Linked DNA regions of Homo sapiens: region 2 is linked to region 1. A link is a loop called in an ENCODE intact Hi-C map of the cell type or tissue named here. Cell type or tissue: PC-3. All regions are shown on one strand. Links, peaks and the distances in the headings refer to the core of each region. The heading gives the core; the rest is flanking DNA. Region 1 has its middle 7.6 kb from the start of GPR119. Region 2 has its middle 170 kb from the start of RBMX2.

The links. Hi-C counts contacts between places; a loop is a spot of excess contacts. Peaks named below come from ENCODE experiments on the same cell type or tissue, not always from the same donor. Only the 100,000 strongest peaks of a DNase experiment are listed, where the experiment ranks them.
Region 2: a loop joins it to region 1, with 6 times the contacts of the local background. A loop is called at or near these places in 2 of 110 quality-filtered maps.

What each region holds. Positions count from the first base shown.
Region 1 is chrX:130,391,103-130,395,503 of GRCh38, forward strand. No RefSeq gene overlaps it. Among named protein-coding and RNA genes, the nearest start is that of GPR119, 7.6 kb to the left of the region's middle. In PC-3, for the core only: CTCF peaks have their summits at 2,545 (motif pointing right) and 2,747; a DNase peak (open chromatin) is centred at 2,549.
Region 2 is chrX:130,573,987-130,578,387 of GRCh38, forward strand. No RefSeq gene overlaps it. Among named protein-coding and RNA genes, the nearest start is that of RBMX2, 170 kb to the left of the region's middle. In PC-3, for the core only: CTCF peaks have their summits at 2,030 and 2,229; no DNase peak of the experiment used is centred there.

The DNA of each region.
Region 1 (4,401 bases), core at 111-4,110:
GTAAGCCACCGCGCCGGATAACTTGTCATATATTTTCACAGCGAGAATGTATCTATGTAATTTCAAAAGAAACAAACATGCCCCTTAACTACCTCTCCCTGTTCCAACCCAGGCACCATTTTGCAAAGGGATTTTCCAAACAACACAAAAGTGCATGTGTGTGTGAGTGCACACCCATGCAAATATATATAGTCACATATCTCTTAATGATAGAGATACGTTCTAAGAAATGCATCATTAGGCAATTTCGTCATTGTGTGAACATCACAGTGTACTTACACAAACCTAGATGGTATAGCCTACTGTACATCTGGGGTATATGGTATGGCCTATTGCTCCTAGGCTACAAACCTATAGCTTGTTACTGTACTGGATACTGTAATTATTACACAATGGTAACAATTGTGTATCTAAATATTTGTGTATCTAAATATATCTAAACACAGAAAGTATTTGTGTATCTAAATATATCTAAACACAGAAAAGGTACAGTAAGAATACAGTATTATAATCTTATGGGACCACCATCATATACGTGGTCCATTGTTGACTGAAACATCATTATGTGCCACAGAACTGTATATATTTATATATACACATACATATATACACTATTTTATGTATGTAATATATGTTATATACAAAATACACAGATACATATGTACACTATATAGTATACACATTATATATATTAAAATAACACATACATACATACATGAAAGAGAAAGAGAGAGAGAGAGAGAGACAGAGACAGAGACAGAGAGGATGTGTGTTTCCTTTTATTTATATTGCTGTTACTAGCCTGAGCTACAACTGTAAAGAGAGGGGTATATGTGGATTGAAAGAAATGTAGGACATGACAGGGTGGGAGAATCAGTATTTGAGGCTCTTCTTGGAGTGGGAGGCGCTTTGAGGAAATAGCCCTATCCTTCTGGGGCATCTGAGTCTTCTTGCAGCAATGGATGACACCAGCTAACATTTATGGGGCCTTTAAGTGCCAGGTACTGTGCTAAATATACAACATGGAGTTTCATTTAACCTTCACGACAATTCTGTAAGGTAGGTACTATTCATGCCTTGATTTTACAGGTTAGGAAATCAAGGCACACAGAGAGGGTGACTTATTTCCAAAGGGCTACACCACTTATAAGTGGAAGATGTTGGAAATCGACATACAGGCCAGCAGCTTGTGTGAGACCTGTGGACAGCCACCAAGAGTTCATCCCATCTCATGTCAACCACAGAGATTACATCTTGTCCCCTTTTGTTACCAGTTTGTGTCTCTGTGCCTTTGCACATCCTATCACACTGGCCTTCAAGCTGACACTTTTATACTCTGGGTTTTTTTAAGGTCGTTAGGCTGAGAAGTAGTAGAAGCCTTTCTTTTTAAATAAAGTCCAATGATCATGGAAAATGAGGCTCATTTTACCCTGAGCCCAAGGAAATGTATAAATCTGGACTCATGTGTACCTCTCCATTTATCTTATCACTCCTGCTTTCCATTCCTGCTATTGCCTCTTTCATTCAGTACTTTATTATCTTTCATCTGCACTATTACTGTAGCCTTCTAACTACTCATCCTGTCACCCCACACAAACATTGCCTACACAGCAGGTTTATGGAGTGCCTATTCTATGTTAGTTACTATGATAGGAAAGAGCTTTTCATACATTCAATAACATGTTGTGAGCTATGGGTTATTATCTCATCTCCATTTCATAAGTAAAGAAGCTGAGGCTTGGAGAGATAAAGGGACCTGCCCAAGGTTACCCAACTAGAAAGGGGTGGCAGAGCTGGGATTTGGAATCCAGTTCTCCTTACGCCTGGTCCAATGGTCTTTTTGGTATTCCATGTTGCAGAAGCCTGGGTGTGGTAGGCTGAATAATGCCCCCTGCATAGATGTCCATATCCTAATCCCTGGAGCCTATGAATATATGACCTTACTTGGCAAAAGCTAGTTTGCAGATGTGATTAAGTTGAGGATCTTGAGATGGAGAGATTATCCTGGATTTTTCCTGTGAACCCAGTGATATCATCCCTGTGAGCCCAGTGTTATAAGGGCCCTTAAAACAGGGAGTCAGGAGATCAGAGTGGGCAGTTTTGGAGATGTGATGACAGATGCCAGTGGTTGGAGTGATGCAAGGAAGGGATCACATGCCAAGGATTCAAGAGGCCTCTGGAAGTCAGAAAAGGCAAGGCAAGGAATCCTGTCCTAGAGCCTCCAGAAGGAATCAGCCCTGCCAACACTCTGACTTTAGCCCAGTGAAACTGATTTCAGACTTCTGACCTCGAGAACTGGAAGATAATAGATTTGTGTTGTTTTAAGCCACAAAGTTTGGGGTAATTTGTTACAGCGGCAATAGGAAATTAATACATTGGTTTCAAGGGTTAGTATGTGGAGACAATTCAAAAACTAGGTCCTGGTTATATCGCTGCTTGGCGGTGGTTACTGCCCAAGAGGCATTTGGTTGCAATACTACAAGTGTTCCTACATAGCCAGGAAACAGCAGCATTGTTGGCCTGAGATGCCAAAATGCCAGTGGCCAGGAAGCCCAGCAGAGGGCACACTCTGCAGGGAGAAAGTAATCCTTGGAAAGGCTCTGCTCCTGTTTAGCTGGATAAATAGGACACTTTTTGCACTTCTGGGTTGCTCTGAATTTGTTGCATCTTAGCTGGGATTCATGCAAGCCAGAGTAGCTCTTCAGGGACCTAGCATGGTCCCTGAAGACATTTTCATTTGTCACTCAGGACTCAGAACCTTCTTGCTCCATTAAAAAAAGGATTTATATAGTTACAACTAGTAGGCTGAAATCCTTCCGTCCCCTGCAGAATAGAGTTGAGTAAAAACACACATACCTTTTTGGCCGATGTCCATGGCTTGTGGAATGGGGTGGGGTGAGGGGAGAAAATATATATTCAATTAATGTTTCTAGCTTTTTTCATTGCAAATCTTTCTTGAAGTGTATTCTTCAAGAAAGACACCAGTCAGGGGGTCATGCTAGGCTGAGTTTTATATAGCAGCCCTCCAACTCTCAGAAAGCGATTTCCACCTTTTTCCTAAGGAAGAACTGGTTTCGTTCACTAGGGGGTAAGATTTGTGGGTTGCAGAAGGGGTCAGGGGGTTTGTAACAATGGCTGGGAGTATTTGGAATGTGAAAAGAATATAATATTATTATAAATATTAGTAATATTCACCTCTTATCACAATCCTTGCAAGATCTCTAAGAGGTGATATTATCACCATTTCATAACTTGGGAAGGCTACCACAAAAAAGTTAATTGAAGCTAATTAAATTGCCCAAGTTTCTATACCTAGCAAGTGGTAGAACTGGGATTTGAACTCAGGTCTGCCAAGCTCTATGTGTCCCACCTGTTCTCTCCAGAATGTAAGTTGCTGACCAGAGATGGAATGCAAGCTGTGTGGCATCATCCTATAGCCTTGAAAACCTGCATCCACCCTCAAGAAGGATGCCACCTCCTGCCATTCCAGGGTAGAATGCTGCCAGCCTTCATGCAACATCATTGTGATTTGAGCCAAGACAGACCCATCCTGTGCTTCTTCTCTAGAAGCTTAGCATTGTCTGTCAGCTTGTCCCCGAGCACTCATGTGCTCTGGTCTTTACATTGTCATGTCTCAGTGATCTGGCTTCTTTGAGCTGTGGCCCACTCATTCCTTTCCCTAATTTGTAGACCATCTCCTATACCCTGGATCAGTGTTTCATCTAGCACTCCCGGTAACTGGCTTCTTCACCTCAGGCAACAGAGCACCCCAGGAAAACTCTGGCTCAGAACAGTGAAAATGAATAAGAGGAGGGTAAAAGCTGCCCGTGCAAGGAATCTTTTGGAGAACAGGGAGTGGGCACTAGTCATTGGCTTGGGAGGACTGACCTACCTAGGTGAAATTGTGATGACCATTTGGGAACTCTTGCTCTAGGTAGGTACCTGTTATCCCTGAAAAATACTTTTACATTCAGCTCCAGTTAGATCTGCCCAGTGCTACTTCTCCTCCCACCGGGTCTGATTGTCCCATTTGGTTCAGTCCAGCCAGCATGCCCTTTAGGCCCGCATGCCAATGGGAACTTCACATTATGAATTTAGAGTAAATGTGATTTGTGATTACAGGTGGGTTCTACCAGAACTAGAGTCATATGCTCCTCCAGCACTTTTTTTCTCTACTTTCTCCCTTTCTTCCCTGGAACTAGATTCTGCTTTTTAATCAGCTCATCAAGAATCTTGGCAGCTTCTGAAAGTTGTGCTGCTTGAGGTATGGAAAATCGCTGCATTGGCTTAGGCAGTGGAGGAAAGGTGAACAATAACAGGCAGGTGGTAAAAGACATCTGTTGTGCGTCTTTTAGAAGTCATACTCACCCCTGGAGGCAACTTGGCCTCCTCCTCCTCAAG
Region 2 (4,401 bases), core at 103-4,102, 180 kb after region 1:
AAGTATTTAGAGGTAAACTCATGATTCCTGCAATTTACTTTTAAAAAGTTCAGCAAAAATAAAATATATACATCTATTATTTATCTATGTAAGGCAAATATGGAAAAATGTTAACAATTGTTGATCTAAGTAGAGGGTATGTGGGTTTGCATTGTATAATTCTTCGAACTTTCTTGCTTAAAAAATTAAAAAAAATATCCTATAAAGAAACTTCTGGCCTAGATGGCCCCACCAGAGTTTTACCACGCAGTCAAATAACCTAATTATATATGCAGAGTAACTAATGTTTCAAGTAATTTTTGAACACAACACTCTGACTATAGATATTTAGTGAGATAAATTCTAAGGACAAGGAACCAGAAAGACATCTTAACTTTCCTCATTGTTTATTGTTAATAGTATTTTATTTTGAAATCATTTTATGCATATCATAGGATAAAGCAAATAACTATATTAATGTTTTTAGGAACCGATATTTTCACTATAAGAGAAAATAGTTAGAAATATGTTATGTTGATGGGAGATACCTAGAGGTTCTTGAGATTCTGTTTGTTTCCAGGTGAGCATGTAAGAATCACTGGCCTTGATACTGCAGGCTGAGAACTCTGGCAGCAACTTCCATGACTTTTGCTCACCAAGCTCTTCCAACAGATATGTAGGTCTCTGTTTCCTTGTATTAAAACCTTTCATACTTGGAATACATAGAGTGGCTCCTGTTTTCCTGACCAAACTCTGATTAATAGAGAAGGCCTATTTTAGTTGTGGTTCATCCCTACCCTAACTTAGAGCCCTTTAGAGGCTCGACTTCATGTGGATTGGGTTTGCTGTAGGACTCCTTACCTTGAGTGGGACCTGGGCCTTGACTTCTCTGCACCTTGCCCCTTGAGGCCGTAGAACTGATGCTTAAAGTATTCAGTACCAGCAAATATTCACAGAGTAAAAGTAGTTCCTCAGTCCATTTGGGCTGCTATAACAAAGTGCCATAGACTGGGTGGATTAAACAACAGAAATTTCTTTCTCACAGTCCTGGAGCTTGGAAGTCTGCGATCAGGGTGCCAGCACGATCATTTCTGGTGAGTGCCCTCTGCCAAGTTGAATACTATTGACTTCTCCTTGTATCCTCATATGGCAGAGAGCAGAGAGAGCTCTCTAGGATCCCTTTTATAGGGCACCACTCCCATTCATGAGGGCTCTACCCTCATGACCTAATTGCCTCCTAAATGCCCCACCTCCTAATGCCATCACATTCAGGGTTAGGATTTCAACATATGAATTTTGGGGTGAGGGACATACACATTCACTTCATAACAAGTGGCTTTGGTGTACTGATATTCAGCTTACTTCTCTGGGAAATTTGACCTGGCAGTTCCCACATTATCTTTTTTTTTTTTTTTTTTGAGGCAGAGTCTCCCTCTGTCAACCAGGCTGGAGTGCAGTGGCACGATCTCGGCTCACAGCAACCTCTGCCTCCCAGGTTCAAGAGATTCTCCCGTCTCTTTTAATCATGTAAATATTTTAAAGGGAGGGAATGTTTCTGTGTTTTATGGAGCATTTTTTGTTATTTTTGGCAGGAGGGTTCATCCGAATAACCTAGCCTGTCACTAAAGGAAATGGAAGCCCTCAGAAGCTCTTGAAGCTTAATCCAAGGAGGTTCTACAGGGCTATGCTAATGAAAAGAATTTTGTGCACCCTGGCAAATCAGTGGAAGGGATCTATTACATTTAAGGCAACAGGCGTTTTCAGAGCCTCTCCATTTAAAGCATTTATGCAGCTCTCTCATTCATGATATTATCCTTCCTCATAATAATGGCTTTAAAAATTCAGTACAATAAGGTTTCAATTCTTTGCACTTACAAATTTAACTCATTCATAGACCCCCCGAAACCCATCAGTGGGTCCTAGGTTAAGAAGTTGTCACTTAGAAAAATATCTAGGCCACTCAACTCTGGAAACCAGTAAGCCCACAGAAACGGAGCTGAAAGAAATGGGCAGATGTGTTTTATACACCTGTTGGCCACTAGGAACGCTGCAGCCCAGCAAGCCGAAATGCTCCTGTTCATACAGTTTCAGATTGAGCTAAGTTGCCTTCTTCCCGCTGCATCTACACTTGAGAAACACAAAGTATATTGATGTGGCACTAGCCTAAAATAACTGTTTCCTGTTGAATTTACTTTCTTGGATCTTAAAGATGAGAAGAACAGAGTGTGAAATTGAGCTTGTTCACATGAACAGTTCCTGGAGTTCCAAGCTGATTGGAAGTTAATTCTTCAGCCAGAGAACTCTCTCTTCGCATCTTTCCTATCCCTTTTGACAAGAAAGCAAGTGGAAATTCACAAATCTTATTGTCAGAATGAAGACTCCCCCTTTAAGTTTTTTCTCCTGCATCTTGAATCTCCATGGATTATAATCTTAAGAAAACAGGGGCTCCAAATACAACTTGGGTATTCTTCCCTCTAATATTGTAACAGAAGGAGTTCAGGAGAGAATGCAAGGAAGTTTTATTGATGTGATCTCACATGAGTATTTTCAAAGGATGATTTGGGCGAGGGTCCAAAAACTGAGATGAGATGATCCTTCTAGGTTGAAGGGATACTATTTTTCAAGTCACTTTTTAATGTAAATTCCATCGCTTACTCTTTTTGCATGACACGTTCATTGTAGAAGAGTTAGAAAATACTGCCAAGTAAAAAGAAATAAGACGTGGTTAATAGCAACCAGCATTTATTGAGCACTTACCATGGGCCAGACACTGTATTACATCTCATTTAATTCTCAAACCAGTCTGATGACTTTAGTACTCATTATGTCCATTTCACAGGTGTAGAGAATGGGGTCCAAGGTCCCACAGTTAAGAGGTGGTGGAGTTGAGATGTGAATATAGGCAGTCTGAGTCTGGAGCCCAGTCGCTTACCACTGTGCTTTTATATTTTTATTCCAAGTGCTGTTACTTAGAGAAGCAACTGATTACAGAGGAATCAGAGTCAAGGATCTGAATTTCAGGTTTGGCTTAGACATTAATTAGCTGTTAGAACCTAGGCACCTTGTTTAATCTCTTCCTGTGACACTTTCAAAGGCTCTCAGTTGCCATTAGCATAAAATCAAAGTTTCTTAGTCTGGCATTCAAAATCCCTATTCAGTTCTGGTTTGTCTACTGTTCCTGAATATCAAATCCACTTGAACTTTGCTTGCTTTTACTCTACTAATGCTTTAGGGTTGATTTGTTATATCCTGAGTTACCCCTAAGCAAGCCATCCCCTCCACCCATGTCTTAGCCCTGATTAAGCTTATTCATTATTCATGAAAAAAACATTGAGTGCCTACCACATTCCAGGTAGTGTGCTAGACACTAGGACCATAACAATAAATAAGGTGGTCAACATCCCAGGTCTCAAGCATGTTACAGGTTAGAGAAAGGAAGGAAGGCTAAATGAAATAAACAAAACAAAACAATTAGGACTGCAAGTTATGATTAAGTGCCATGAAGGAAAAAATAAGACAGGAACCTACTTTAGATGGGATGATCTGGAAAGGTCTTTCAGAAGAGGTGACATTTAAACAGAGCTATAAAGAATGAGAAAGAGCCAGCATTGTTACAATTGGGAGAAGAGCATGTGAAAGAAGAAACAGCAAATGCAAAGCCCTGAGGGAAACACAAGCTTGGTTTTTTATTACGGACCAAACAGAAGGCCAGTGTGGCTATAGAGCAGAGTGAGCAAGCACCAGAGTGAAAAAAAAGTGAGGCTAAAGAGTTAGGCAGGACTAGTTCATGCAAGGCATCATAGGCCAAGGCAAGCAGTTCTTGGTTTTGTTTATTAATAAAATTAAAAGCCATCGAAAGCTTTCAAACAGAGGAATAGTATAATCTGCTTTGCTTTTTGAAACAACAATTCCTTCAGTTCACATGTAGAAGGTGGTTTTGGGAGAGTTGGAGTGGTGGCGTAAGAAGACATCTTACCAAAACTGACTTAAGAAGGAACAAAAAACCCTGCATTTTCTTACAAGCATTAAATATACTGAATTTGCTATTAAAAACCTTCCTGCAAAGAAAAACTCCAAGTCCAGATGGCTTCACCAGTGCGTTCTACCAAATATTCAAGAGTGATAGCCAGGTATGGTGGTGCACACCTGTAATCCCAGCTACTCTGGCAGTTGAGGCACGAGAATAGCTTGAACCCAGGAGGCAGAGGTGGCAGTGAGCCGAGATCATGCCACTGCACTTTAGCCCGGGTGACAGAGCAATACTCTGTCTCAAAAAAAAAAAAAAAAAAAAAAGAAAAGAAAAAAAAGAAAGAAAAAAAGAATGAAATAATTCCAAACTTATACAAATTTATCCAGAGAATAAGAAAAGGGGACATTTCTAGCTAATTTTATGAAGCTAACCTTGATAAAATCTGAAAAAGA